2 separate regions of the Homo sapiens genome follow, and region 2 is linked to region 1. The links are chromatin loops, found by intact Hi-C in ENCODE. Cell type or tissue: endothelial cell of umbilical vein. All regions are shown on one strand. Each heading gives the region's core, and the rest is flanking DNA. Links, peaks and the distances in the headings are about the cores only.

What was found. Hi-C counts contacts between places; a loop is a spot of excess contacts. Peaks named below come from ENCODE experiments on the same cell type or tissue, not always from the same donor. Only the 100,000 strongest peaks of a DNase experiment are listed, where the experiment ranks them.
Region 2: it touches region 1 in a loop (15-fold over the local background); 3 of 110 quality-filtered maps call a loop at or near these places.

What each region holds. Positions count from the first base shown.
Region 1 is chr17:62,689,513-62,701,306 of GRCh38, reverse strand. It overlaps MRC2 (mannose receptor C-type 2), which reads right to left. Exons shown (of 30, transcript NM_006039.5): 24 at 11,547-11,785; 25 at 11,245-11,413; 26 at 11,002-11,151; 27 at 10,546-10,665; 28 at 10,179-10,358; 29 at 9,169-9,195; 30 at 7,710-9,076. The coding sequence ends at 8,856. Among named protein-coding and RNA genes, the nearest start is that of MARCHF10-AS1, 11 kb to the left of the region's middle. RefSeq lists enhancers at 8,044-8,705, 8,706-9,367. In endothelial cell of umbilical vein, for the core only: a CTCF peak has its summit at 7,963 (motif pointing right); DNase peaks (open chromatin) are centred at 6,386 and 6,746; H3K27ac peaks cover 1,419 bases.
Region 2 is chr17:62,613,323-62,625,657 of GRCh38, reverse strand. It overlaps TLK2 (tousled like kinase 2), which reads right to left. Exons shown (of 22, transcript NM_006852.6): 22 at 10,177-12,335. Among named protein-coding and RNA genes, the nearest start is that of MRC2, 8.2 kb to the left of the region's middle. RefSeq lists enhancers at 1-263, 6,285-6,796. In endothelial cell of umbilical vein, for the core only: no CTCF peak of the experiment used is centred there; no DNase peak of the experiment used is centred there.

The DNA.
Region 1 (11,794 bases), core at 3,794-11,793:
TCATGTTTATTTCACTTGCCTTGGTCAGAGGCCAAGGGTCTCAAGCTGGAGGGAGAGGGAAGCACATGTCACAGCCCACATCTCACCTCTACTTCTCCCTTGCTCCCACCATCACTGGGGATGCTACATCCTGGGCCCCCATGGGCTGGGGCAGGCTGGATGGTGGCTGCCCCTGTAGGTACCCACTTAGGACCCAACTGGGGTGTGGACTCCACACTTTTTTTCCTGATTGCATCTTAGGGCCCAAAGACCAAGTCAGGACTTGGGGTGGAAGGTCAGAGGGTTAGTGAGAAAATTGTGTGTGCGAGTGTGTTTGAGTACGTGTGTGTGTGTGTGTGTTTTTGTTTAAAAAAAATTGTTTTTTAAGCCAAAAAACAATAAAAGAGCTGGACATGGTGGCTCACACCTGTAATCCCAGCACTTTGGGAAGCCGAGGAGGATGGATCACTTGAGGTCAGGAATTGGAGGCCAGCCTGGCCAACGTGGCAAAACCCTGTCTCTACTAAAAATACCAAAAAAAAAAAAAAAATTAGCTGGGCGTGGTGGTGGACATCTGTAGTCCCAGCTACTTGGGAGGCTGAGGCATGAGATTCACTTGAACCCCTGCAGTAAGCTGAGATCGCACCACTGCACTCCAGCCTGGGCAACAAAGCAAGACTCCACCTCAAAAATAAATAAATAAAAATAAAAGGGCCAGTTATGGTGGCTCATGCCTATAAGCTCAGCACTTTGGGAGGCCAAGGCAGGTAGACCGCTTGAGCCCAGAAGTTTGAAATCAGCCTGGGCCATAGCGAGACCCTGTCTCTACAAAAAAAATTTAAAAATTTGCCATGTGTAGTGGCATACCCTCGTGGGCCCAGCTACTCGGGAGGCTGAGGTAGGAGGATCGCACGAGCCTAGGGGGTCAAGGTTGCAGTGAGCCATGATCGCACCACTGTACTGCAGCCTTGTAGACAAGGCTACAAGACCCTGTCACAAATAATAATAATAATAATAAAAGATGGAGGGGACAAACTACGGTACATGCAAAAATGTTATGCTAAGTGAGAAAAGCCAGACACCAAACACTACATAGTATATGATTCATTTTACACAATTTCTAGAAAAGGCAAAACTAGAGAGACAGCAAGCAGATCAGTAGTTGCTGGGGGCTGGGAAAGGAGCAGGGATTGACTGCAAATAGGGTCCAGGGGACTATTGGGGGTGAGTGAGGTGTTATAAAGCTGCTTTGTGGCAATATTTACACAACTGGATAAATTTGCTAAAGCTCATTGCCTCTATAGATTTTCTAAAAAATGGAGGGAGGGACAGAGAAAGGGCAGAGAGAGGAGAACGAGAGAGAAAGATGAAATGAGGAGGCGGCACTTCTCCCCCCTGCCTTTAAGACTTCTCAGACTAGGAGAGGCCCCTGCTTCCCCGACTCACCCTCTCCTAGGGGTCTCAAAGGATGAGATTTTTGCGGCAAAGGGGTGCCCTGAGCTGAATTAAGGAGTCAATAGGGTTTTAGGAAGGCCAGGCTTGACTCACCTTAAAATCTGGTCCCACTCTTCCGATATGTTCCAGTTAAAGTGATGCAACTCTTGAAAACCAACCAGTAGGTTCGCTGGGCACAGTGGCTCACGCCTGTAATCCCAGCACTGGGAGGCAGAGGTGGGTGGATCACCTGAGGTCGGGAGTTCTAGACCAGCCTGACCAACATGGCGAAAACCCAACTCTACTAAACACAAAAAGAATTAGCCAGGCATAGTGGCACATGCCTGTAAACCCAGCTACTTGGGAGGCCGAGGCAAGAGAATTGCTTGAACCCAGGAGGCGGAGGTTGCAGTGAGCCGAGATTGCGCCATCGCACTCCAGCTTGGGCAACACAGCGAAACTCCATCTCAAAAAAAAAAAAAGAAAGAAAACCAGTAGTAGTTTCAACCAGGCAGCCTAGACCCAAGATCAAAGTTAAGAGCCATTCGAGTCGAAAATATCTCCATGATTTAAATAAAATTCCTAAAACCTCAAGTTCCTCCACTCACAAAAATGGCCTCAAACTCTATGAGAAAATGAGCCTTTTGAACTAAACTTTAAGGTTGACTAAAGATTTGTCCAGGATCCAGTACTGAGGAATGTATAAGAAGGGACAGTGCACGTCTAAAAATAAGTTTTTGTAGAGAGCGGAATGGAATTTGAGGTGGCCGTGTAAACATCCTGACAGCTTGAATCCACAGTAGGATGTGACAGTGTTTGAGGCAGCTGAGGAGACCATCACAGGTTTACATCAGAAAATCAGGTTTTTGAAAAACTGTACTCTTTTTTTTTTTTTTTTTTTTTTTTGAGATGGAGTCTCGCTCTGTCATCAGGCTGGAGTGCAGTGGCATGATCTCAGCTCACTGCAACCTCTGTCTCCTGGGTTCAAGCGATTCTCATGCCTCAGCCACCCGAGTAGCTGGGATTACAGGCATTCGCCACCATACCCAGCTAATTTTTGTGTTTTTAGTAGAGACAGGGTTTCACCATGTTGGCCAGGATGGTCTCGATCTCCTGACCTCATGATCCGCCCACCTCAGCCTCCCAAAGTGCTGGGATTACAGGCGTAAACCACGGCGCCCGGCCAAAACTGTTTCAGGGATTTACCCAACCAGGAATGCTTCCCATGAGGTCCAGGGTGGGGTAGACATTGAGGAGCTGGGGACTACCCACACTATCAATTTGATTTCCTGGCAGGAGTCTGCCTGCCATATGGGGCTTTTCATGGCTTGAGATTCCAAGAGGACAGCCTCATTTATTAAAAGGCAGTGATGAGGCCAGGTGCGGTGGCTCACGCCTATAGTCCTAGCACTTTGGGAGGCCGAGGTGGGCGGATCACTTGAGGTCAGGAGTTCATGACCAGCCTGGCCAACATGGTCAAACCTGGTCTCTACTAAAAATAAAAAAATAATTAGCCAAGCCTGGTGGAGGGTGCCTGTAGTCTCAGCTACTCAGGAGGCTGACGCAGGAGAATCGCTGAAGCCCGGGAGGCAGTGAGCTGAGATCGCGCCACTGCACTCCAGCCTGGGTGACAGAGCAAGACTCCGTCTCAGAAAAATAAAAAATAAAAATAAATAATGCTAAAATATAAAATAAAGCATCCCCAATGGTATAAATGTCTAATACGTCAACCGAGCCCCACTTTATTTCTATGCATTGTACCCCACAGCCCAGGAGACCCAGGTGTCCCTCCGCCACTGCTTTGGGAAGGGAGGCCGTGGAGGCTCAGAAGGAAAGAGGTCATTCTTAGCCCTCAAGTCTCAAAATAGCCCTAAAACTCTCCAGAGATGAGAGGTTGGGACAAAGTTCTTTAGTCCCCAGGCCTGACTACAAGATCTCGAGGGGCTCTCTGTAGCCCTGTTGCCCACCCCACAACACGTTTTCCAGTGCAGGGAGGAGAGGTGGCATGGCAAGTTCTTCACCTTTGTGCCTTAGCTTTCTCATCTGTAAGAGGGGGACAGTAGCACCTACCTTATGTTGTATTGGGAAGATTAAGTGAGTTAATACGTGTTAAGCAGTTAGAACAGGGCGTGTACATAGTAAATAATACCTATTTTGTTATTATCATTGTCATGGAGGAATAGTGGGTCAGAGGCAGTGTTCTGAGCCCCCTGCAGCCCCAGTATGAGGAAAGACACCATCCAAGGTTCCCCAAGTCCCTGAGGGAGATGCAGAAGGGCAGGACACCCCTGCATAAGCCAGCGGGGACATAAATGACCGGGAACCAGATGTCCCTCCCCCAGCTGTGAAACCTGGACGCTCCATAGGACCTTAGAGGCACCTGGAAATATAGGCGAAAATCCCAACTGCACTAGAAAACCTTAACTGACCAGGATTTCCCTGAAATGGCTATAACTAAAGCTCTGCCATCAGCCGATGCAAGGAGACAGTTAAGGTTCTGCACTCCTCACTGTGTGGCCTTGAACCTCAGCGCCCCCAGCGTGTCCACCTCCAGCAGGAAAGGCCTGCCCACCGCTCCTCCTCCTCCCCTTTCTCCAGCGCTGGCATCCCGCCTGCTTGTCTGGCCAAGGAAGGATTGAAATCTGTCCCTCAAATGGTGCTGGTTCTGGTGGGAGTGAAGCCTGCAGGCTTTCCCCGGGGCCTCTTGGCAGTCCCAGCCCCGAAGATAAAGAAAATCAGGCCTGTCCGGAACATCTCGGTACTTTCATCTGGTGCTGGTCTTTCACAGCCCCCTTCATTTCCCTGCTGTCCTTTGCCCGCCCTCCCTCCCTCCAGCCTGCCTTCCTCCGGGTCCTCCCTCAAGTCGCAATTCTTTGCCTTGTGCCTGCAATGGACTCAAGCCCTGGTGCTCGAGGCGGCTTGGCCGGGCTCAGGTGGCTCCGTTCCAGGAGAGCCATGTGGTGTGGCTGGCGGCTCCTCACCCCTGCGGCCTCACAGGGCTGCCCACTGGGCCAGGCCAGCTCTGCCAGCACACCTTCGAGGAGGCCATCTCTGGCGCGACAAGAAGCGGTTGAGAGAATGCTGTTCTCTGGAGAGCAGCCGCATTCTCCCATTCATTCACGGATCCAGGTGGCCAGAGCGGGGCGGGTTAACCCTGCAAGTGAAGGCTGGGCCTAGCGCCTGGCATACAGTGCTGATTGCCCAGGCCTGCCAGGATAGGCTTGGGGGCATCTGCCACCCAGCAAAGAGCCTGGTATGTAGAGGAGGTACTTGATGTATTGAAATGAAATGAGCAGAAAGGAAGGAGACTGCCACCAGGGCTATCCTGAGCCAGAGGGTGAGTGGCCGGCATCCAGAGCCTGCCTCCTGCCCCTTCAGAGAGATGCAGGAGCCTCCCTTAGTCATCTCTGGGCAGGCTTAGAACGAGGTCTAGGGGTAGCCTCCAGGCACCCGTGACGCTGTCTGAAATGCTTGCAGGTGGGTGCAGGGCCCTGGGGAGACTCGTCACCTGAGCAAGGCAGAGAGACGTGAGGAGAGCAGGCACCAGCCACTGACGAGGGCAGCTCTGGCCACTGGGGTCCTCCGTCCCTCCGCTGCTCCCTCCCACCCCTCAAGCTAGTGATCCGGACCTCACTCCTTGACCTTTCTTCTCTCCCGAGGTTAGAGTCACTAGGGTCTTGGGGGGCCTCTCCCCCAATGTTTCTTGTGGTGTTGTGTCTGGAGTTGGTTCCTTCCAGTGGGTTCGTGGTCTCACTGACCTCAAGAATGAAGCCTCGGACCTTCACGGTGAGTGTTACAGCTCTTTTTTTTTGTTTTTGAGACAGAGTCTCGCTCTGTCGCCCAGGCTGGAGTGCAGTGGCACAATCTCGGCTCACTGCAAGCTCCGCCTCCTGGGTTCACGCCATTCTCCTGCCTCAGCCTCCCGAGTAGCTGGGACTACAGACGCCTGTCACCACGCCCAGTTAATTTTTTGTATTTTTAATAGAGATGGGGTTTCACCATGTTAGCCAGGATAGTCTTGATCTCCTGACCTCATGATCTGCCTGTCTCGGCCTCCCAAAGTGCTGGGATTACAGGCGTGAGCCACCATGCCTGGCCTAGTGTTACAGCTCTTAAAAGTGGCACGGACCCAAAGAGTGAGGAGCAGCAGCAAGATTTATTGTGAAGAGTGAAAGAACAAAGCTTCCACAGTATGGAAGAGGACCTGAGCGGGTTGCTGCTAGGGGTGGGGTGGGTGGGGAGGACACAGCTTTTATTCCCTTATTTGTCCCCGCCCATGTCCTGCTGATTGGTCCATTTTACAGAGTGCTGATTGGTCCATTTTACAAACCTCTAGCCAGGTACAGAGTGCTGATTAGTGCATTTTTACAGAGCACTGATTGGTGCATTTTACAAACCTCTAGCTAGCTACAGAGCACCAATTGGTGCATTTTTACAGAGCACTGATTTTACAAACCTCTTGTAAGAAAAGTTCTCCAAGTCCCCACTCAACCTAGGAAGTCCAGCTGGCTTCACCTCTCACTGTGGGCAGTGGCAGGGCACTTAACTCACAAAGGGAGCTGTTTGGGCTGCAGGGCTAGATAGCAACTCACTCCAGGGTGAACCTCCCACAGGACTGGGACTCCCTCCCCTGAGTGATTAGGCGCCTTCCATGGGTCCTGCTGTTGCTGGGGCGGCACAGAGAGGATTGCTGGAGGGGGTCCCCTGGGCTCCACCGTAGTCCTGGACTCAGGCCAGCAGCTCATGGGCTCTCCCTAGGGCTCCTGTCTCAGGAAACAGCACCCCATTCACCCTGCAGTCCAGGCGGGAAGCTTGGAGTGCTTCCTGACTCCCACTGCCTTTCCCCAGGCAGATCCCATCCCCAGCAAGGGCATCCGCCATCCCTTCAGTCCAATCTGGCGTTCATTTGCTTTCACAAAGAAACACTGGAAAGACAGGAAACTGACAGGGCAGGAGGGTATAGGCTGGAGGGCGACGGGCAGGGGCAGGACTTGCGCAACATCTATCTTGGGATATCATTTAGGTATCCCACGCAATGCAGACTGCGTGACTGCATTGTCTATTCATAAAAGTGGAAACTTATTTTAAATATCATGAACAGGGCAAAACACACACACACGCACGCGCGCGCACACACACACACACACACACACACACACACACAGAATCTGACCACTACTGCAGTCCTGATCCCAACAAACCACCGTCTTGTTGTGCCTGAATTATTACAAGAGCTTCCGCACCAGCCTTCCTGCTTTCACTCCCCCGTTTCCCATCCATTGTCTATTTCTCAACTCCTAGCCAGAATGATCTTGTTAAAAGGTCAGCCTGATTAGCCATTCCCATTGACTTCCCACTATCCTGAAAATAATGCTACATTCTACCACTGCCTTCAGGGCCTTGGACAATCTGGCCCTGCCTGACTCATCTCAGCCTCAGCCCACCTCGCCTCCCTGCTGGTCCCCTAAAGCACCAGGGATGCCCCCCTAGCCCTGGCCCAGATATTTGCATTGCTCACTCCGCCACCTCCTTCAGGCTGCAGTCAATCTCACTCCCTCTAGTGAGACCCTCCCCAGACACACAGGCCACATTAGCAGCTTCCCCCTGCCTCGCCCGATTGGCGTTGGTTAACCTTCCTTTGTTGGCATCTCCAGCTCAAATACCGGCTGAATGAACAAGCAGGTGAGTAAAGGTCCTGCCGTCCATTCTGCCTTCTGTGGTTTCAGAGCCCAGGCTCCCTAAGGACACATGTGAACTTTCAGGCTGTTAGAGGGCAGGTATGATGGCTGCCTTGGAAGGACGGTGATGTGGAGCCCCCACCCAGGGCCGGCCTGGACACATCAAGTGCTCCCCTGGAGCCGCAGCCCAGAAACGGCAGTAACGCCTAGCGCTTGCAGAGCCCAGAGGCACTGTTCTAAGTGCTCTGCACAGATGAGCTCCCTTGATCCTCACATATCCTTAAAACAACCCTAGGAGGTGGGTCCGGTTCTCCCCACTGTGCACATGTTGAGAGGTGTGCTAAGTTGCCCAAGCTTGCACGGCTGGCTGCTCAGCAGCAGATGGCCTGGCTCCTGAGTTCTCACCCACATTCAAGCCCCCAGGAACAGAGAGAGGGAGGCGCAGGCCCAGAGGGGTGAGCTCCTAAAGATCGGGGGTGAGAGTGTCCCCTAGAGGCCCAGAGACAGACGCAAAATGGCCAGCTGCAGAAAACACCTGTGGTGCAAGCTCCAAAACAACAGTTATCTCCGAAGGGACAGACGTGAAGAAGCAGGCTCACCACAGGACAAGGCAGAACCTTCTCTTTCAAGCCTCTTAAAGGTGTTTTATTTGTTTGCTTTTCTTTTTTCCTTTTTTTTTAAAAACAATAATGGCACATTTAAAAAATCAACTACAGAGAAAGGGCCATGTCTTCGAGTCCATGTTCACATTGTCCCACGCTGTCGCACCAGGATGGGCCGCATACTTTGTCCTGGCTGGGACTGTGGCCTCTTGGAAGGGTACTGGGCCACTCCAGGGCTCGGGTGCTGCTCCTCCTGGATCCACTAGAGGGTGAACTCTGGGCCCTCCCAGACTCCTGCTCCTCTGGGGCCCCCAGGACTCTGGCAACCCTTCCCCTTGCTCCAAACCAGAGCCAGGAGCTGGAGATGTTAGGGAACTTATTTTGGTCCCCACAGGGGACTCTTCCAGGGGCAGAGCCCTCCCCCGCCCGGCAGGAGATGACATCCCAGCCCGGCCCAGCTCCCACCCTGGGAGGTTGGGGTGTCTCTCCCCAGTCTTATCTCCAGCCCAGCAGACACCACACCCGTGCCCTGGTTCTCAGGCCCAACCCACCTAGGCCCCTCCTGCCACGCCCCACAGCCACCCCAGCAGGCACAGGAGTGATGGATGCTCAGCCCCCTCAGCTGACCCTCATCAGGAACAAGAGGGCTCCCCAATCCCCAGGGCCCGGCTCAGAAGGAAGGGGTGGGAGAGAAGGGGCGAGAGGGAGCAGGGTGAGGGGCACAGAGCTGAGGCTGCCAGGTGGGAAGAGAGACACAACAGATCTGCCCGAGGGGACAGGGGAGGCTCCTCGGGCTCTGCAAAGAAGGGGGTCCTGGGGCGCGGATCAACAGGCCTGGGCCGGGGGCTCTGGGGAGAAAGAGGCTCTCGTTCCCCCTCCCATCCTACCTCTGGTTCCTGTGGGGGCACAGGACCAGGTGACAAGACCTCAGGCCCCCCCAGAAAGGGAAACGCCACGCTGCACTCAGCTGGGTCTCAGCCCAGCCCTTGTGGGAGGGTGGCACCCCACCAGCCCAGGCTCTGCCCAGCTCCGGCTCCCAACAGCGACTCCCAAGGGCACCCTTCCATAGGCCAACTGGACAGGCAGCTGGTGGGGGGCCAGACTGACCCAGGGCCCCAGCTCCCCAGCTCCTCCCGCCCTGGCCCTGCCCACGCGCCTGGCTCTATTCTTGTTGCTCATTCATTTCCATGTCTGACACCAGGATGTTCTTCTCAGTGGCCTCGGTGGGGCTGGAGCTGCTGCGGCTGTAGCGGGCACCCTCAAAGGCCCCGCGCTCGATGCTCTGGCGCCTCCGGTAAAGGATGAGGGCTGCGGTCAGCAAGGCCAGGAGCAGCAGCACCGCCATCAGCACCACCACCAGGGCCGCTGGGTTCTCTGGAAGCGCTGCCAAGGCGAGTGGGCGTGAAAGGCCAAGTGGGCGTTAGGCCCAGCAGTGCTTCCTGCCTGCCCACCTGGGGGCATTGCCTTTCACTCACCTGATGGGGAGAAGCTGCTCTGCTCAGCTGTGGGCAAGAGGAGGGGGCCAGTTAATAATAGCAGTGATCATCGTAATAATCACTTAAGTAAACATACAAAGCACACAGGCCTGGGCCGGGAGGTCTGGGGAGAAAGAGGCTCTAGTTCCCCCTCCCATCCTACCTCTGGTTACTGTGGGGGCACAGGCCCAAGAGACAAGACTTCAGGTTCCCCCAGAAAGGGAAAACGCCATGCTGCACTCAGCTAGGTCTCAGCCCAGCCCTCGTGGGAGGCCTGGGTGTCAGCCCCTTCCCTAACTCACCTCATCTTTACTAGCTTCACTAGCACTCTAGGAGGTCGGGACTTTTTTTTTTTTTTTTTTTTTTTGGAGACAGGGTCTTGCTGTGTTGCCCAGGCTGGAATGCAGTGGTGCGATCTCGGCTCACTGCAGCCTCCACCTCCACGGTTGAAGCAATTCACATGCCTCAGCCTCCTAAGTAGCTGGGACTACAGGCATGTGCTACCACGCCCAGCTAATTTTTGTACTTTTTGGTAGAGACGGGGTTTCACCATGTTGGCCAGGCTGGTCTTGAACCCCTGACCTCAAGTGATCCGCCCACCTCAGCCTCCCAAAGTGCTGGGATTACAGGCATGAGCCACCACATCAGTCTGGAACTACTATTATTCCCATTTTACATACGAGGAAACTGAGGCCACAGACTCTGCCCAAGGTCACACCACTGATAAGTGACATGGCCAGGACTTGAACTCTGTCCATGCCCTTGACCACTACAAAGTGACAGGGGGTTGCTGACCCCCGAGCCTTGTGGTCTAGTTTGGATGATAAGTTTCAGGTCCAGTCCATCCCACTGACTAATTTATCCCGGGGGTCCCAGCTGCCCGCAGTCCGTTCTGTTCAGGCCTTCCCATCGGCTGTGCCCCCTGCAGTTGTGAAGCAGCCCCCAGCCCCAGCCCAGGACCAGCGGCACGGGGTGGAAGGAGGCTGAGCGTGGGCCTGCCCGGCGCTCACCACGAGGAAGCTTGCAGACGACACCCATGGTGATGTTGGTGCAAGCGCCGGGGCGCCATAGCCCGCTGTTGCTCTGAATCCAGTAGCAGCTGTTGTGGCTCAGCATGCTGGGGCCCAAGCCCGGGGGCCCCCAGTTGGAGTAGTTCACAGCTGTGTTGTCCTGCCAGACCAGAGTGCCTCCTGCAGGAAAGAAGGCACTGAGGGAGCAGGGACAAGGTGGGGCAGGAGTAGGTGGAGGAGAGCAGGTGTGTTCTAGAACCGACTCCCTGTCCCCCGACAAGCCCCAGGACAAGGCTCAGGGCAAAGTGGAGGGCAGCCCCTTACAGCCTGAGGCTTGACCTCTCCACCCCACACACAGGGCACCCACCTTTGGGGTTGAAGTTCATGCCCAGCCAGGCGCCCCGACTCTGGCCCTCATAGCTCTGCAGGTGCTCCCAGACAAACACATTCTCCATCTCATCCAGGATAGACAGGACGGCCCCACCCGCTGGATGCAAAGAAGGCCCACGTCAGGGCGGATGGGTCTCCGGGGGGGGCAGAGTCCCCCAGAGCTGCTCCAGCCCTCTTCTCTGCAGCCTGAGTAGAGGATGGTGTGGAGTCTGTGGATTCATGTGTGTGTGTGTGCACATGTGCAAGTGTGTGGGGGGGCAGCATATGCACATATAGTGTCATGTATGGTCTCCACATGTGAGAGCACGAGGGCATCTTGTGTAAGTGCTGCCTATGGGTAGAGAGCAGTGTGGGGATGTACTCATGGGTCTGAGTGCCCACGAGAGGAGGTGCCACCTGCCCGCCATGTGTGGGCTCTGGCCTGGTCACCCACCTCTCTGGCAGCGCTGTCGCGCCTCCTTGTGGCCCAGCAGCAGCTCCATGTGGAAAGAATAGCAGTGCTCCCGGAAGGGAATCCACGCGGAGTCTGCCAGTCCCTGGGGACAGCTGCCATGGTAGCTTATTCTTCGGGGAGGAGGGGGCCCTGTGGGGGTACAGGATTAAGAAGTGGCTCAGCACCCTCCCCGGGGCCACCGACAGCTTGCCCATGCCCCCGCCCTGGCAGGTGGGCACTCACCACTGCTAACCCCACACACAGCCCCCTGCAGCTTGGTGTCACAGCTGGTGGTGCGCCAGGCCCCGTCCACATCTACGTAGGTACAGCCCCCCGGCTGCTGCGGCTCCCCGTCCTGCCAGCCCACGTAGTTCAGCGGCTCCTCTGAGACCCAGGAGTACCGCCGAGAGCCCTGGGCATGGGGGGCCATGGGGTGGGAGGAAGGGAATAGTCAGGATAGGGTGCGGATAAGGCGGGGGCAGGAAGGGGCAGGGAGGGGAACCCGGGCAAGGCTGGGGCCCAGGGCAAAAGTGTCGGGAGCCCACCTCCTCGCCAGCCAGCCCAATCCAGAGCGGCGTGCGCAGCCCTCGGGCAGCCTGCGTGAGGAAGGCCTGGGTGTAGGGGTCGGGCACGTAGGCCAGGCTGGCATTGCGGCTCTCACACAGCAGGAGGGCATCGTGCCAGCGCAGCGGCTTCTGAAGCAGCCGGAAGGTGCCGTTGAGGTAGGAGAGCTCAGTGCCCGGGGCGGGGGGCAGCGCTGCTGGGGACGGGCTCAGGGAGGGGTCTACAGGGA
Region 2 (12,335 bases), core at 1,805-9,804, 74 kb after region 1:
TGCTAGCCCTGTGCTAGCTGCTAGAGAAAGAGAGATGGGCAAACACAGTTGCAGCCCTAGAGGAGCCTCATTTAGTGGGGGAAAATAAACGTTTTGCCATATTCCAGGCAAAGAAGACGCAAGGGCTGAGGAGCACAAAAGTGTGCTGCTCTCGCAGGGACAGAGGTTGGTTCAAGCTTCTAAGGCCCAGTTCTAGTCTCTGTCAAGGGTGAGACTTCCTCCTCCAGCGCGAGACTTCCTCCTCCAGCGCGACATGGTTCCACACTGTGTTCCACTGACTTCTGCTGATGTCTGCAGCTGCCAACTGCTTTTGATCTTGACTTTGGGGCAGAAAGCGGGGAAACATCTGGGAGATTCTCCCTGTGGAGAATCCGGGCCGGTTCCCTACTGCATAAAGATCCTGTGCAGGCTCAGTTGTCAACAGAACATGGTCACAGTCTGTAGGAGTGTTGGGTGTTGTGAGCAGCATGGGACTTTCGAGGAACCCCTCATCAACACCCAGACCTTCATCTGCTTCCAAAGAAGGGCCAGCGTCCTCTGTGCCCACAGCCTCCTCACCATTCCTGTGCCCACAGTTGAACAGCCGTTTATTGAGGGTCAGTATGTGTCAGGCATCAGGCTAGATGCTGGAGACTTAGTGAGGTCTCTGACTTGTCCAGGGGATTTTTGCCAAGATGGTATTCGCTATCGTGGAACTGAAGCTGAGAATGGTTCTCCCCTAGACACTGACCAACTGTCAGCCAGCAACAGGTACTGAGGGTGATATGGTTTGGGATCTGTGTCCCCGCCCAAATCTCATGTCAAATTGTAATCCCCAGTGTTGGAGGTGGGCCCTGGTGGGAGGTGATTGGATCACGGGGGTGGATTTCTCATGAATGGTTTAGCACCATCCTCTTGATGCTGTTCTCATGACAGTGAGTTCTCACGAGAACTGGTCATTTAAAAGTGTGCAGCACCTCTCCACTCTCTGTCTCGCTCCTGCTCCAGCCATGTGAACTGCTGCATCCCTTCCGCCATGATTTTAAGTTTCCTGAGGCCTCCCTAGAAGCTGAGCAGATGCCAGCATCATGCTTCCTGTACAACCTGTGGAACCATGAGCAAATTAAACCTCTTTTCTTTATAATTACCCAGCCTCAGATATTTCTTTTCTTTTTTTTTTTTTTTGAGATCAAGTCTCACTCCATTGCCCAGGCTGGAGTGCAGTGGTGCAATCTTGGCTCACTGCAACCTCCACCTCCTAGGTCCAAGCGATTCTCCTGCCTCAGCCTCCTGAGTAGCTGGGATTACAGGCACGTGCCACCATGCCCAGCTAATTAGTAGAGAGGGGTTTCACCATGTTAGCCAGGCTGGTCTCAAACTCCTGACCTCAGGTGATCCACCTGCTTCAGCCTCCTAAAGTGCTGGGATTACAGGTGTGAGCCACCACACCCGGCCTGGTCTCAGGTATTTCTTTATAGCAATGAGAGAATGGTCTAATCCTGTATTAGCATCACCCCCTGTGGGTCTGCTAATTTCATCAAAACCAGTTTACGCCAGGTGTGGCGGTTCAGGTCTTGTAATCCCAGCTCTTTGGGAAGCCAAGGTGGGAGGATCACTTGAGGCCAGGAGTTAACAATCAGCCTGGGCAACATAGCAAGACCACACTTCTACAAAAATTTTTAAAATTAGCTGGGCGTGGTCATGGTGGTATGCACCTGTAGTCCTAGCTACTTGGGAGGCTAAGACAGGGGAAGTACTTGAGCCCCGGGATTTGAGACTGGAGTGAATCTATAATCACCACTGGACTCCAGCCTGAGCAACAGAGCGAGATCCTGTCTTTAATCAATCAATCAATCAAACAGTTTAGTGGAAGGAGTACAGACTTTGGATCCAGAGAAACCTGAGTTCAAATCCTGACTTCGCCATTTCCCAGCTTTGTAACCTGCAGCAAGTTATTAATGCTTTAACTCTGAGCTCACAATAATTCTTACTTGTAAATGGGGCAACTTGAGATGTTTCCTACCTTGGGAGTTAAATGTTAAGTGTAAAGCAATGGCATGGCCGCTGGATGAATGGGGATGTTCAGGGAATGTGGTCTCCTCCATCTCCCATCTTCCTTTGCCATTTGGACATCAGGGTCCTTACCCTTCACCCTGCCTGTCTCTCCCCTACCCTCCCACCCTACCCTGCCCATGAAATCTGCACATATCAGTTTTATCGGATTGTAACATTGAGTTTTACTTTGCCTGGGAAAACAATACAACATCCCTGCATTTTCTGAACATCTCCATATTTAATTGTGTACAAAAATGGTACCCTAAAGTGTAAAGTAATCTAATAAGAAGCATGCTCACTTTGGCTAATAAATGTGTGTCCATAAACAGCTCGGCATGGGGCAGTGGGGTGAGTCCAGGCCTGGGGAGTGGAGGTGAGTGGAGTTCCGGCTCTGCCATTCACTAGCCACATGTCCTCGAGCAAGTCATTTCCCTTCCCTGAGTCTCAGGTGCCCTGTGAGGTGTAAGTTTTGGTGTCATTACTCACTGTGCTTAGGGATCCTCTGGCATTACTCTCCTCTTCTCTGGTTCTGTGGCTCAGGAGCCTCTCCAGCCAGAGGGTTCCCAGGGGAGCAGAGCACTCCAGCAGGCCAGGTCTACAACAGAAGCTTAGGAAAGAAGAACTCAAGACAGGGAGGGAAAATGCAACTGGATGGCTTGGTAGGGTAGGAGGCTATAAAGAAAGACTTGGGCCGGGTGCGGTGGCTCACGCCTGTCATCCCAGCACTTTGGGAGGCTGAGACGGGCGGATCACAAGGTCAGGAGTTTGAGACCAGCCTGGCCAATATGGTGAAACCCCTTCTCTACTAAAAATACAAAAATTAGCCGGGTGTGGTGGCGGGCGCCTGTAGTCCCAACTACTCAGGAGGCTGAGGCAGAAGAATCACTTGAACCTGGGAGGCAGAGGTTGCAGTGAGCTGAGATTGCGCCACTGTATTCTAGCCTGGGTGACAGAGTGAGACTCTGTCTCAAAAAAAAAAAAAAAAAAAAAAAAGACTTGGCCAGTCCTTGCCTGAGGCAACTAGAAAAGAGGCAGTGACCCCAAAGGGTTCTGTATGACCTGCCCCACCCTGCACCTTCTCCAAGCCAGGGAAGAGGACTGGCCAAATGTGGGGCTGGCCCAAGTGGGTCTCACCCTCTCTTCTCCCTGGCTCCTGCATCTCAAATCCCCGGGGCTCCACTCAGGCAATCCACTCCAAGTCCATCTGGCTACACCCTCGTCTACACCACCAAGGATCCTAGAGGGGACTGGGCTAAAGAGGGAAGGAAGAAGGCAGGCTCAGGATTCAGAAAGACCCATAGTTCAATATCTAGTTCAACCTCTTCCAAGGGTAACTTAAAGGAACTATTTTTTCCCACGCCCACATGACTGGGGAACCTTATAGCTGGTCTGTCTTCTCTTGACTGGTCCACCCCAGCCCTCCTCACCATTCATCCAGCCACAGTTACAACCTGACAAAAATTCTGCCCACTTTCTCTAGGTTCTTTCCCTTCTCCCTTCTGTGGAGAACACCTAGAAGGGCTCCCCGATCCCAGGAAAGCCTCTGAGTTTATATCCACTCACTTCCAACCCAAGGCCTGTATTAGAAGAGGAATCCTTAGGCCAGGCGGGGTGCCTCACGCCTGTAATCCCAGCACTTTGGGAGGCTGAAGCGGGTGGATCACCTGAGGTCAGGAGTTTGAGACCAGCCTGGCCAACATGGTGAAACCCCATCTGTACTAAAAATACAAAAAATTAGCCAGGTGTGGTGGCGGATGCCTATAATCTCAGCTACTCAGGAGGCTGAGGCAGGAGGATCGCTTGAACCCAGGAGGTGGAGGTTGCAGTGAGCCGAGATGGTGCCATTGCACTCCAGCCTGGGCAACAAGAGCAAAACCCTGTCTAAAAAAGAAGAGGGATCCTTTAAAGGGACCCCAAATCCCAGCCTTTTCTCTACCAAGGGCTAAGAGATAGTTACCTCACAGTGTCTTCCAGGAAGCAGGAAGTACAGATTTCCTCTCCATGAACCTAGGAATCTGGACATCGACTCTCACTTGGAGGAGCCACCACGAAAACACTGTGAGCTGCCAGCGGAGTAAGCTCAAAGCGGGAGGGCTCAGGACTGCGAACCCCGGCTGCAGCAGGGGTCACAAAGCAAATGCCTCTCAGATCCTCGCTGGCTCCTGTCTCCACTGGGGAGGCTTGAGTGGGTCAGGAGCAAGCTGGCTAAGGGGAGCTCAGAGAGGGACAGAGGTTGCCCTGAGGCGCCGCAGTAAGGAAAAGAGGGCATCACAGAGCTGAGCTGAAGAACCAGTTGTGCATGAGTGAGATGGAGTCCCCAGAACTTTCTACTGCCCTCCCCAGCTGGGGAGGCGGGGAGGAAAGGGAGTCACTGAGATGGAGCAGGACGCCACTTAGGGCTCTGCTGGGCCTCCTAAGCATGGAAATAAAGGAAAAGTCTTCAGTCCCTTTTAAATGACATCCCAGGCACTTAGCTAGCCTTAAAAAGTCAATGAAGCCGGACACAGTGGCTCACACCTGTAATCCCAACACTTTGGAAGGCCAAGGTGGGGTGATTACTTGAGGTCAGGAGTTGGAGACCAGCCTGAGCAACATAGTGAGACCTGGTCTCTACAAAAATAAAATAGCAATCTGATAAATGTGAAGCTAAGTAACAATCGTCTCACAAGCAAGTCACTCACAAGGTGTTTTGATTCCCCATAGAAACTAAAAGATAACCTCTTAACATATCTTCTTGTGATGTTTCCAGAAACCTCCACCAGATGGAAAATGCCTCTATTACTATACAGACCTTAGATAAGGGGGAGCTGGGGACTGAACTCTGACCACTGTTCTTTGCCACGAGCCAGACCAGTGTATACCCTCCATGTATTTCTTGGTTTAAAATTTTGCCTGCAGCTTCTGCTATCCTGAAATGTAACCCCATCTTTAAAAACTCTTGCTTGTAAGCCACCAGGGAGTTCTGGTCTTTATTTTATTATTATTATTATTTTTGAGACAGCGTCTTGCACTGTTGCCCAGGCTGGAGTGCAATGGTGCAATCTTGGCTCACTGCAACCTCCACCTCCCAGGTTCAGGCAATTCTCCTGCCTCAGCCTCCCAAGTAGCTGGGATTATAGGCGTGCGCCACCACGCCCAGCTAATTTTTGCATTTTTAGTAGAGATGGGGTTTCACCATGTTGGCCAGGCTGGTCTTGAACTCTTGACCTCAGGTGATCCACCTGCCTCAGCCTCCCAAAGTGCTGGGATTCCAGGCATGAGCCACCACACCCAGCCTTAGGGAGTTTGGGTCTTAAGTGCTAGCTGCCTGTTCTTCTTGCTAGGCACCAAACAATAAATATGCTTTTTCCCGCTGCAAATCTCAGCATCAGTGCCTGATTTTACTGCAATGGGCAAGCAGACCCCAGTTCAATTCGGTAACAGTATCACCCTGACTACTCTACAAGGGCCTCCCCTGACCTGAAACCGCAATGCCTCTGAGCCTGTCCCTGCACTGAGGATGAGGCCGAGCCAGGAGTCCAGGCCTCCTCTGAGCCACAGCTGTAGTTGGGCTGGCAGCTCTGCATCTTCATGATGTCACCCGAGATGCTCCACGACCTTTCCCTCTGTCTCCCCAACTCAGGAAGGACAGGCAGGGTGAGGTTTCCTCTAGTCTCAGTACTTGAGCCTTCTAAGCAAGGCCCAGTCCCTGCCAACAGCCTTCTATGGCTCTCACTGATCCTGGCCCAGCGGAAGGCCAGGCTTTGCAGATGCAGAGCCTCCCCGATCCATCCCTTCCCGCCCAGGCCTCTGGCGGAATAGAGCCTGGACCAGAACAGGAGCCAGGAGGCTTCATCCAGCTGGCCCACCACCTCCACCCTGTCCCAGGAGGCTGGCCCCACCTCCCTCAGCGGAGCAGCAAGTAGGAGACAGGGGCACCTGGGAAGCACTGCAATGTTTTCCAGCTGTTTAGTGGGTGGTGACCAGCATTTTCAAAGTGCAGTAAAACACTAAATGTCACAGTGCACTGCACATGAGTTAAGCCCTGTGCTGGGGGATATGTTCTGGTTGAGATGTTAAGATGTTAGTCTGCTCACCTGACTGAGGAACTGCATCTGACACACTGCCCAGAGCTCCTCTTGGGTCTCACACCTAAGTTGCCTCACCCCACCTGTCTGGCTCTACGTCCCCTTCAGAGGCACTGGCGTTCAGCTGGTCCCAGGCTTCCCGAGGGGCAGCTCATGCTGCAACAACACGATACGGTGTTTGGAGCAAGGGAGAGATGCACAAGGCGCTGTGAGAGCCCAGAGGAAGGCTGGAGGTGACGCCTAAGCTGAGTTCTCCAAGATGCTCAGGCGGCCAAAGCGATGGAACGGCACTGGCAGAGGCCAGGATGTGTGAGATCATAGGGGCCCTGCAGTGACACACATTGTTTGTGAAGCTTCTAAGACCCTTTGCTGCTATGTTCCCCTCCTCAGCCTAGTGAACTCTGCTCCTCTCTCAAGGCCCAGCTCCGTGCCCTCTCTCCATCCCCAGGGTCTCATCTCGCTCTTACGCAACTCCCCACCTCCCAGCTCCCACTCAGCTTCTCAGCTGTAAGCTTCCTTAAGGCAGGAGCCAAGCTGAGGGGCCTTTTTATCACCCACAAATCCTGGCCCAGTGCATTAACAGAACGGCCCAACAGGTGTGTCTGAGTGGATGCATGAAGTTCATAGATGCAGCAGTTGTAGCTCAGAGTGGGAGTGCTTGGCTCAAGGTCACACAGCAAGTTGTGGAGTTGTGGCGTGAGCGCAGTCCTCACTCAGGGCTGTACTATGACCTTGTTCTACGATGCCAAAGCTGGGCACTTTTGTCCAGCTGACGTGGCAGAGAATGCCGGAGGAGGGGTATTGGTGTGAAGGTTGTGGGGAGGGTTGAGAGGGTTGCAGATGCAAAGGAGCAAGGCCTTCCTGGATGTGCTGCCCAGAGGCAAGCCCTGCTCTTAGGGCATGTGAGCCAGGCTAAAGGGCTCACGTCTGACACTATGACAAGCCAAGACCCCCACTGGGGGACATCTATGTCCTCTGGACATCTCTCCTGGGGCCACTGTGACATGGAAGTGGCCACCAGCCTCACCCTCTGTTTTATCCCACAACCCCTTTATGCCTTACAGCAACCTTAAGGAAGCCAAGGCAGAGGGTCCCATTCTCACTTACCCAATTAGGACACTCCGGAGCAGGAAGATGCAGTTTCTAGGGGCAGGACAGGCTTATGGCTTCCTAATCTATGAGCATGACAGGAGCAGAGAGGGCTTAGGGAATAGGCAGCACTGACATTCTGCAAAGCCACGCCTCCATTTTCCCATCTAAGTTCACTTCCAGCCCAGGACTGCAGAGCCAGTCTGCTGCCCACACTGGCTGAGTCTCCAAGTATATTTCTTCTGAGGGCCATAAGCCATGAGGCAGGGGAGGGACAAAGTGAAGGGAGTCTGGCGGAGGGGAGCCGAAGTGCAGCCCTTACCCACAGCAGCCTCTGCCCAAAAGATGGCACTCATAGAATCCAGCTCACCCAATGTTCAAGCCTGTAGGCCCTTCCTCCCCAGTCACTCCTGCTCCACCCACTGCTCGTACCAAACCTCTCTAGGCCTAAGTTTCCACATGTAAAATCAGAGAGTGGCTGGGCGTAGTGCCACAATGCCTGTAATCCCAGCAATTCAGAAGGCTGAGGTGGAAGGATCACTTGAGTCCAGGAGTTCAACACCAGCCTGGGCAACATAACAAGAGCCTGCCTCCACAACAACAACAAAAAAAAAAAATGGAAAAGAAGGAAAAAACCCATCAAGTTGCCCCTACCTTGCATATGGCTAGGTTGTGAAGCAACACAGCCGCGAAACTTCTTTGCAAAGCACAAGTGCTAGAGCCCCTTCTCTCTGCTATCGACCTCTGCTCCCTCTCCAAGCAGCTTTCAGGGTGAAAAGCCTTGGATGACACATGGGGAAGCCACCACAGCTGCAGGCTGCTTGCAAGGCTGAGGACAGCACAGCTCTCTAGCTGGGCACTTCCCTCCACACCCAGGAGTCAGTCAGTCAGCCAGCCAGCTGCTCTCTGACCCCCTCACCACGGGGTCTTCTGCCCAGCGCCTCACACATGTACACACACACCCCTTTGCTGACTCCAGCCTGTCTCACACCCCTGCTGGGCTCCCCCAGCACAATAGCCCTCTTGTATTCCCTGCCCCCACCAGGTCCCAGACCTGCTCCCAGGCCTGCCTGTTTTTCCAGCCTCTGGCAGGTTCCCCCTACCCAACCACAGAACTCAACAGCAACCTGAGTCTCTAGCCACTCCCCACCGCTTTAACCCTCCTCCTCTTCCTGGGACCTCTTCTCTCCCAGCTTTCCAAAGAGCTGCAATCCAGCCCTGGCCCTCCTCACCCCTCCCTCATCCAGTGGGCCAGGGTGGACTCATAAGCAGACCCAGGTCTTAGCCAGCTCCTTCTGCAGCCCTGGACCCCTCAGGTGAAAGGAAAATGTTATAAATAGTTGTTTTATATTTTAAGAGAAGGCCAAGGGTGAGAAGCTTTGCCCGAACGAGTGAATGTTTCTTCAGTGTATTGTTAGGTACTTGTGCAAGGGATATGTTGTAGGGGCCCTCCAGGTGCTCCCCATAAAGGCAACTATGTGGCCGGGCGCGGTGGCTCACGCCTGTAATCCCAGCACTTTGGGAGGCTGAGGCGGGCGGATCACGAGGTCAGGAGATCGAGACCATCCTGGCTAACACGGTGAAACCCCGTCTCTACTAAAAATACAAAAAATTAGCTGGGCGTGGTAGCGGGCGCCTGTAGTCCCAGCTACTCTGGAGGCTGAGGCAGGAGAATGGCGTGACCCGGGAGGCGGAGCTTGCAGTGAGCCGAGATCGCGCCACTGCACTCCAGCCTGGGCGACAGAGCAAGACTCCATCTCAAAAAAAAAAAAAAAAAAAAAAAAAAAGGCAACTATGTATGACATCATACGCTGTCGGACAGCCGACAGCGTTGGAGTTTTTTCCTAGTGTAGAAAATAACAGTCCTGTCTTCCAAGTGGGTGAGTTCAGAAGAGGCCTCATAGCCACCCTCTCTAATGACCCCACCCTTATTGCAGTAGTTGGCTGGCAGGAAGGGTGGCAGGACTGGTACCCTTCAGTGTTCATCCCGCCTGGGAGTCAGGTAGCCTACAGTGGCGTTCTCAAACTGGAGCCTGCATCAGCAACACCTGGAGGATGAAACAGCCTGTTAGGCACCCCCCCCTTCTCTTTCGGACGCAGTAGGAATGGGTGGGACCTGAGAGTATGCATTTCTATAAGCTCCCGGGTGATGCTGACGCTGCTGGACACCTTTGTCCATAGAGATGCTTCTCCCAGGTTCAGCCAAAAGCAGTTTTGGAGCCAGGGGAAGAGGAGATTGCTGGCCTTGTAAGATAGAGGTTGATACTGAACCTCAAGCCAAAGGGGCAGTCTCTTCAAAGGTCTGCATGTGGTATGTGGTGAGTAGAAGGCTCTGAACCTCACACTAGTGAACTTGGGGTTCCACTACTAGATCTTGTGATCTTTTTTTAAACCACATTTTTTGATTCCCCTCTTATGAGCAAGCCAGGCACTTTACATATCTTATCTCTACTCCTTACTCCCACAGTGCAAGGAGATATTTCTGAAGCTTGCAGAGGTGGGGTCTAAACCCAAACCTAAAGTCTAGGCTCTTAACCCTTCTGTGATTCTGCCTTAAGAAATGAGGCAGATAGCTTCGGCAATGAGAATGATGGAAGGAGGGAAATAGAACCCTTTTTTAGATAGCTGACATGTACAGGTCTGCCACAGAAGTGGGGACATACAGCTCTTCCTGGTGAGTCTCCATCTAAAGCTGCCCATCTCACACTGCACGAGCCCAGTTCCTTCCCTCCTGGGCCCTTACTCTCGGACTGCTGACTCCTAGATTGCCAGGCGTTCCCTGTCCTGTTCACTGCTGTATTCCCACCAACAAGCATCATTCCTGGCACACTTGAAGGTACCAAAGGTGTTGCATGAATCAACACATTCCCATGCCTGCAATGCCCTGAGACTCAGCCTGTTGCCAGGATTCTCCCAATCTGCACCCTAGGTGGTCAGGTCCCTGTGTGAAGCTGGAGAACTAGAGTCAAATCAAGAGGCTGGGAAATTTGCTTCTTAAAACTTATTTTAATATCCTTCTTCCCTCCCCCACCCCATTGGGAAAAGGCTAAAACAATCTGGATGGGTTTAATTACAAATTAATACATACTGTCATTGTGTAAAGTAAATCAACATTGTGGCAACAAGGGACTATTCTTGGAAAAAGTGAAACCCATATTAACAAAATATGTCATGGAAGAACCCCACTTAGTGATTTCACTGGCTGCTTGAAAGACAGTCAATGGAAAGGTCAATGTTCTGCATGTTCTCTGGGGCTTGTCCATGCCTCGGAAGAAGGTCTTGCCCGGACTCAGCCAAGCCTAGTTAGCTCCAAACAGGCCCTAGACCAAAAAAGCAAGGGAAGAGGGCATCCTTTCAATAGGACAAGGGTAGAAAGGGCAGATTGAAAGATAAAATCCTGCAGCTTCACTTAAAAGCCCACGGGGAAAAAAAAGGCAGGAAGTTACTGGGAAGGCTTAAAGAAAGACGCAGCATTTTTTCAACGTTAAAAAAATGTTAAAAAATTAAAAAACAAACAAATCAACTGCAAGATCATTGGAGAGGAAGAAAAAAGGAATAGAACTTCATTGTTTTCAGTGAGTTTGAACACGGTCTCAGCTTCATCCATGTCTTCATTATGCAGACACCATCCTCTCAGCACTGTGCTCGACCTGTGAGACCCTTTGCTTAGCAGCTTGGAGGAAATGTTTTTTTAAAAAAGGTACTATACACACATACATAAATGCACACGTTTATATGTGCATGTGTATATACATATAAATTGTAATAAAGTAGTTTTAGAAAGCTGGGGGTACCAAGGCCTCTGGGGTTGACTTCCTTGCATTCAGAATTCCACAGGACGATACCTACCCATGAACTTCTCTCCAATTTGAAACACTCCATCTTCCCTTAAGATCGCCTGATACTGAGGAGACTGAGGCAGGTCCACAAAACAAACGAAGGTCCTAGAAAATGTGTCATCAGTGACACTGTTCACATGTGAAAGGAACACTAGAGTCATGAGTTATTTGAGAGCTCTCTACCCTTTCTGACTCCCCCTCCCTGCCCAGACAACTCACAGGCCGGAATACTACATCTTTAAATATTTCTGGCTAAGCCCTCGCCACATATGTCAGTAACATTCCAAGCTGGCGACCACATGTTCAGGCTCTTGGCTCCCTCCCTCTCTACTGAGGAGTGCTCTGCTGTTTCAAGGGCACGGTGGGGCCACCCGTCTCCCATTTCAGCTCCATCTTCAGTTGATCATACATCTCAGAAACAACCAAATTAAAAAAGAAAATTGGTGCCAAAAGAATGTTCATATTTGAAACATCTATTTCTCCTTTTTTTTTTTTTTTTTTTTCTGAGACAGAGTCTCATTCTGTTGCCTAGGCTGGATTGCAGTGGTGCCATCTCGGCTCACTGCAACCTCCGCCTCCTGGGTTCCAGAAATTCTCCTGCCTCAGCCTCCCGGGTAGCTGGGACTAGAGGCACACGCCACCACGCCAGGCTAATTTTTATATTTTTAGTAGAGATGGCGTTTCACCATGTTGACCAGACTGATCTCGAACTCCCGACCTCGTGATCCACCCACCTCGGCCTCCCAAAGTGCTGGGATTACAGGCGTGAACCACCAGGCCCGGCCTGAAATATCTATTTCTTTTCAGATTATTTTTAAAATTCCATTTGATGAATCTTTTAAAGTGAGCTAGACAAAGTGTGTGTGTACATGCACACACAGACACACACCACCACACACCCACAAAATTCAGAGGCTTGGGGGGAAGGTTGTTTGCTGCCAAAAGATCTAACAGAAGAAAGCTTATGTGCTGATCAAGTTTTAATAACGTGGTTAACAAGAAATGTACACCATTTAGCAAGCACACAAAGACTATGGGTAGGAACTACTGATCCCTGGAGTGTCTGGCTCCCAAGCCCATTTTCTGCCTACCTTTGGCATAGCTTCATAGTTACTACATTCAGAGAATCCAAGAGGACTGCATGGACAGATGAACCTTTATTTAAAAAAATAGCACTTCAAATAAATTAAAAGGGACAACCGTCAAGTGTTCAAATTGTGAAGAAATAGTTGAAAACCTAGAGAGACTCCAAGCTGCAGTCTTCTAACCTCATTCTTTGTCCAATGGCAAAAACCCACACATCTCA